Linked DNA regions of Mus musculus: region 2 is linked to region 1. The links are chromatin loops, found by intact Hi-C in ENCODE. Cell type or tissue: gastrocnemius. All regions are shown on one strand. Each heading gives the region's core, and the rest is flanking DNA. Links, peaks and the distances in the headings are about the cores only.

The links. Peaks named below come from ENCODE experiments on the same cell type or tissue, not always from the same donor. Only the 100,000 strongest peaks of a DNase experiment are listed, where the experiment ranks them.
Region 2: a loop joins it to region 1, with 7 times the contacts of the local background. A loop is called at or near these places in 8 of 42 quality-filtered maps.

What each region holds. Positions count from the first base shown.
Region 1 is chr12:21,226,657-21,229,575 of GRCm38, reverse strand. Asap2 (ArfGAP with SH3 domain, ankyrin repeat and PH domain 2) reads right to left here. Exons shown (of 29, transcript NM_001135192.1): 14 at 289-337; 15 at 36-202. Among named protein-coding and RNA genes, the nearest start is that of Gm40855, 23 kb to the left of the region's middle. In gastrocnemius, for the core only: a CTCF peak has its summit at 1,656 (motif pointing right); DNase peaks (open chromatin) are centred at 1,894, 2,168 and 2,393; H3K27ac peaks cover 1,268 bases.
Region 2 is chr12:21,074,724-21,077,642 of GRCm38, reverse strand. No RefSeq gene overlaps it. Among named protein-coding and RNA genes, the nearest start is that of Asap2, 36 kb to the left of the region's middle. In gastrocnemius, for the core only: a CTCF peak has its summit at 1,701 (motif pointing left); a DNase peak (open chromatin) is centred at 1,696.

The sequences.
Region 1 (2,919 bases), core at 271-2,770:
GCCCTAGAGCTGGGGTTGGGGCTGTCCCGGGTCACCTGGTGCCCCACAGTCGCAGCACACGTCATTGCCCGTCATCCTCTGCACCTCCGAGATGATCTCCTTGGTCAGCTCTTGGACGATGTTATTTTCTCCAGTGTTGTCATCACCCTTAAAGGCGTTGTTCAGAGCTTCTTCCTTGCTGTTCTGCAGTACAGACATCCATCTGGGCAAACAGCAGCAGTGCTGGGCGTCAGCTGGGCGAACACACCCACTCCCACCCCTGCTTCCAGCCCCACCCACAGCACTTACATCTGACATTCTTGTTCGTCTTCCGCTTGGAAGTGGTACGTCCTGTCATCTGCACAGCAAGGGAGACTTATCACTGAGCAGCTGGGTGTATTTACCTCAAGAATAAATAATGTGTGCTCTCTGCCAGATTAATGTATAAAGCCAAGCAGCCCTTGGGACATGTGCGTGCCATGCATGTGTGTGTGCCTGCCTGCCTGCTTGCATGTGTGTGCTGACTTCAGTCATTGTGACTTTATAATACAAATCTAACAACCTGCCCCTTTCTAGTCTAAAAGATGCCATTTCCAGAGAATTTCTATAATCTCTTTAAAGAGACATCCCCAAAAAGGAACTGTTCAAGTCCTTTGATAAGAGCCTTCCCTATCTCACTTTTTGAGGTACTGTCTCTTTATGCAGACCAGGCTAGCTTTGAACTCACAAGAGATTTGCCTGCCTCTGCTTCCTGAGTGATAAGACTAAAGGCTTGGCTAATGCCCCCTGACGAACAAGAGCCTTTTCTGGAAAACACATCTTAGACATTTTCTGGCTTCCTTAGAAAAGAACTAATACTATATCAGAAATTCTAAAGCCACACCCTGAGAGTCCTATGTCACAAGCACAGCTAGATGAATAACGGTATAAGAGGAAGTGTCGCGCTGTGCATCAGGTACTTGCAGTGTCTTACAAGTGCTTTCAGGGGCCGTGTTCCCAGGAGGGGTGGATGAGGGGCAGCTTAATTTCTGTGCTATTCTTGCCAAAATGAACAACCTCAGCTAAGTCCTGAGGTACCACAGGAGAAACCTAGCTTGGCAGACATCTCATAACAAAACTGGACAGCAGTCTTCAAAACGTACAAAGGTCAACATGGGCAAGGGATGACTGTAGAAACTGGACCCCTAGGAGCCATGACTAACTATAATCTAAATGCGACATGGGGCCTGGAGGGATCAGAGCACCAGGACAAGGACAGGAGTGGGAAATGGATACATTCTGAGTACCATTTCACAGCACCAAGCCTGCGTCCTTCCTCAATGCGGATTTCTCTAGTAATACATACTGGCTAAATTGTACTGACATATACACACACACACACACTCACACACGCATGCATGCACACGGGTACACATGCATAAACACACGCACATGTACACACATACACGAACACATGAACATGTGCAAATACACACACACACACACACACACACACACACACACACACACACACAAATAAATGCTTTTGAAAATATAATGAGTAGACAGCTCTGCAGTAGTAGTTTTCACTCCTTGTCTTAGAAAGACTCTTGATGGGCCGTCTAATTGGGGCCAAGTATCAAGAGGGGTCAAGTGCAGACACAAGTGAGGCTCAGAGCAGAGGTTTTGTTTCTTTAAAATCTTAACACCAGGGGGAGTCAGACATCACTTGTTTACAATCTATCTGTCACCAAAGAGAGGAACAGGCAAAGAGAACTACTTCAAGTTAGACAAATACTGGATTGCAGCAGACTGAAGTGAGCAAAGAGGCATGGCCACCTTCTTCTCCCAGGCACCTCACAGCCCCACCCAGCCTCCTAGGAAGACGGCCAGAGGGGCAGGTCCACAGTTCTAGCTGGGAGCTTGCCAAGTGGACCTCAGAGTTCTCAGGAAGCTGTGACTGGAGGGCATGTCAGTGTCCTGGGCCCACACTGAGCTACTTTACAGCCAGGTTGGGTGTGGCTTTGTCATCTGCTGACTAATTCTGCCAGTAATCCCACTGGGCACTGGAGAAATGGGAGGTCATTCTGTACAAAGTGTCCCAATAATAACGCCCTCTCTGCAGGCTCTCTGGAAAGCCACCTAGACCAGGGCAGTTTCCATGAGCTTCTGCCACAAGAGAAGCGTTTGGGGCTGTAGAAAGGCATGCCACCAAGGCCCTCTGAGCTCTATCCTGTCTGGGAGACTGGCCAAGTTATCTCATAATTCTAACCACAGTCCTTCCTAGGGTGCCTGTGTGGCTCAAAGACAATGGCTCAAGAGTGTGCCTGAGGGCACAAGACTGGACAGGTCCCAAAGGGCTGGCTTTACTGCAGACAGATCCCCCTAGAGGAACACGTTCCCTCTAGATCAGAATGGGAAGCCCCTGTTTGGGAGCGGGAGATAACAGTGGGGGCGGGCCTTGCAGGCAGGAGCTCAAGGCAGCCAGCCAGCCTGTCATCCTCTCAGCAGATTCAATACAGAATGATCAGTGAGGAGAAGGATGACTCCTGGGGAGCAGCTACATTCTCACAGGCCTGCTGTCTCTTGGCCTGGCATTGGGTTCATCTTTGATTTCCCAACAACTATGTTAAAATCAAGGACATTTGATGGCATTTGCTCCACTAGTCAGGAGGCAGAGGGAATAGGGTGCTAAATGAGCCAGTCCCCACCCCCGACCCTTCCCACCTTCTCAGGACAGCACTAGCATCAGAGCTTTAGCCCGTGCATTTCAGGTCTCTACATGAGCTTAAGCCCCGGCAGCTCTGCAGAAAGCATTCCCACCAGATGTTCCCAGAGGTATTAGATACTTTGAACATCTGCTGAGTTGAAAACTGGGTAGGACTGGAATTAATTTTGCCCCTTGAAGACCAAGCAGGAGTAGTGGGTGAGACAGGTTTTCAACATAACTAGTGTTCTGCA
Region 2 (2,919 bases), core at 148-2,647, 150 kb after region 1:
GTCATGTGTCTTAGTGTGAAAATCTGTGTTGACTGTGTTCACTCCGGAAGGAAGATTAGAGAAGTAAGGGACTGGGGAGCAGTGCTCCTGAGTTAGAAGGAAGGAAACAGCCAGGTAGGGCACCTGAGGAGGGACATGGGGGTGGGCCTCTCTTTGCATTCCTGTGCCTGAGCCCCAGGTTCAAACAGGAGCCAGGGAGAGCTATTTAGTTTCCCACTAGGTGGATCTGACTCGGCTTACAGAGTTTATTACATCCTCAGGCACAGGGAACTGTCAACAGTTTTTCCTTGTTTGACAGAGACAGATTCAGTCTGGATACTCAAATCAGTGATCAGAGAGAGTCCTTGTAGCCTGGAAGAAACTTGTGATTTGGACCTTAGAAAAGGTGGCTAGATAGACCGGACAGACAACTGGACAGATAGAAGATGTCAGCCGTACCACAGACACACATTCTGGCATTCTGACATGCTACATCCACTCCAGTAGTGACCAGCCCAATAGGTCCTGAAAACCTGGGCGCTATCCTGAGGCGAAAAGTTCACGGAAACTAGGTCTCCTTGAACTGTAGTTTCCTGTATAAAGAATGCTCCAATGCCCTTGCTTTAGTTGATAAACGGATCTGTGTGCTTTCCCTTAATATTGCTTTATTACAAGTGCTCCTAAGGATTGATATTTTGACATATAACTAAGTTAGATTCTAGGCAGTCCTTGATCAGACCTTGCTAAGTCACTGCCCTTCTCAGAAATTTACCATTATCTGGGAAGAAGGAAATTTGTGACCTAAAGAGGAACCAGAGTAGATACTTAGAACTATAGGTAGCTGAGTTACACCCATACACAAACAAGTATTTACAATGGCCTAGGGGAAGGTGGACTACACAGTAGACTAGAGTAGGATCTATGGCAAGGGCATGAAGCCCTTGCCCCTGGCTTCTAAGATTAAGTGGACCTTAGTGGGAGCTGTCTTTGATCCCAGTTGTTAACAATGAGTTTTACCCCAGTTGGTTCCTGCCAGTTCTTCCGTGTTTGTATTCCTCTGTTTTGCGTAAGAATCCAGTAACCTCTTTGTACCTTGCTTTGTGTGTCACCCAACTCCCCTATTTTCTTCTGTATAAAACGTTTGATGCTCGATTTGACAAATTACATTCAGATCCACACTCCCTTGTGTTGAGTCTGTCTGTCAATTCCTGTCAACTCATTGCCCACCTGTATCAGAGACTCATTCTACGCAGATAAGGGACCAAGAGGGTCTGCGGTACTGACATCCATCGATATTTAGTCTGTGGTGAGTTGCTGGGTGAGTTGCAACACCCTGTAGGGGTTCCAGCTTGCTTACCTGTAAAACAAAATGGATTCTCTTAGGTGTTTGATAGGGGGTGTGCTGGTTAGTGGTTTTGTCAGCTTAACATTAGAGTCATCTAAGAAGCGAGAACTTGAATTGAGAAAATGCCTCTATCAGATGGCCTGTAGGCAAGTCTATGAGACATTCTATTGATTAATGATTGATGTGTGGGAACGCCCAGTCACTGTGATTAGTGGGACTGGTGTGTATAAAAAATACTATCTGAGGAGATGGAGAGATGGCTCAGTGGTTAACACTGGCTGCTCTTCTAGAGGACCTGGTTTCAACTTCCAGAATCCCCATGGTGGCTCACGACCATTTGTTGACCCAGTTTCAGGGAATCTGGAGCCCTCTCGTGGCTGCTTTGAACATAGCATGTACATCTTATGCAGACAAGCAATAAGTAAATACATACATACATACGCTAAAAATAAATAGTCTCTAAAAAAAGCAAGCTGAGCACATTGTGAGGAGCAAGACCATAAGCAGCCCTCCTCCATGGTCTCTGCTTCAATTCCTGCCTCTTGGTCCCTGGCCTGCTTGAGTTTCTGCCTTCTTTTCATTCATAATGGACTGTGAGCTGCCAAATGAAATGAAATCATTCCTCCCCAAGTTGCTTCTGATCATAGCGTTTAACACAGCAATAGGAAGCAAAGTAGTTCAGTGAGTTAGATGTTGCTTTTATTGGCATTTGGGGACCATGAAGAGCTGTGTTCAGCTAATACTGGAGGGAGGTTATCCTCCGTGGATCCACACATGACTGTATGGGTGTCAGGGAGATCAGCAATAACTCGAGGAGGTGGGGAGCAGATGAACAGAGATGGTTTAGTTTTATCGTGAATCAACTGAAAAATGTCTTGCATTGGCAGGGCTTTACTCCCGGCACCTCAGGGGACTGGGCCCTAAAGACAGAAAGTTAAGTCTAACCTGAAAATGAAAGAACCTAAAGAAAACTAAATAAACTAAGAAAACTAAAGAATGCACCTGAGCATGCAGATAAAAGACAAGCTTTTTCAGCCAGGCTGTGGTGATGGTTGTGGCTGCCCTCTCACCTTTATTCCCAGTACTTGGAGTGTGGGGAAGAGGCAGACATATCTCTGAGTTCAAGTCCAGTCTGGTCTACAGAGCAAGTTTCAAGACAGCCAGGGCTACACAGAAAAACCCTGTCTTGAAAAACCAAAATCCAACTAACTAACCAAACACACAACCAAAAAAACAAACACAAAGACTACAACAAGAAATCCAGACAAACATACAAAAACCAACAAGCTCTCCAGGACAAGAGAGATGGATCAATGAAAGTCCTTGTTTTTCTTACAGAGGACCCAGGTTTGATTCCCAGCACCTGCTCACAACCATGGTAACTCCAGTTCCAGATGAGCCGGGTGGGTGTGTGTATACACATGAATTCAATTGAGTGCAGTGCCCATGGTAGGTAAAGAGTTGGTTGGTTTCCTGGAGCTGGGCTTACACTTGGTTGGGAGCTACCTGATGGGGGTGTTGGGAACTGAACTCCCGTCCTCTGGAAGAGCATCAAATGCTGTTAACCACTGAGCCATCTCTCTAGCCCCTTCTCT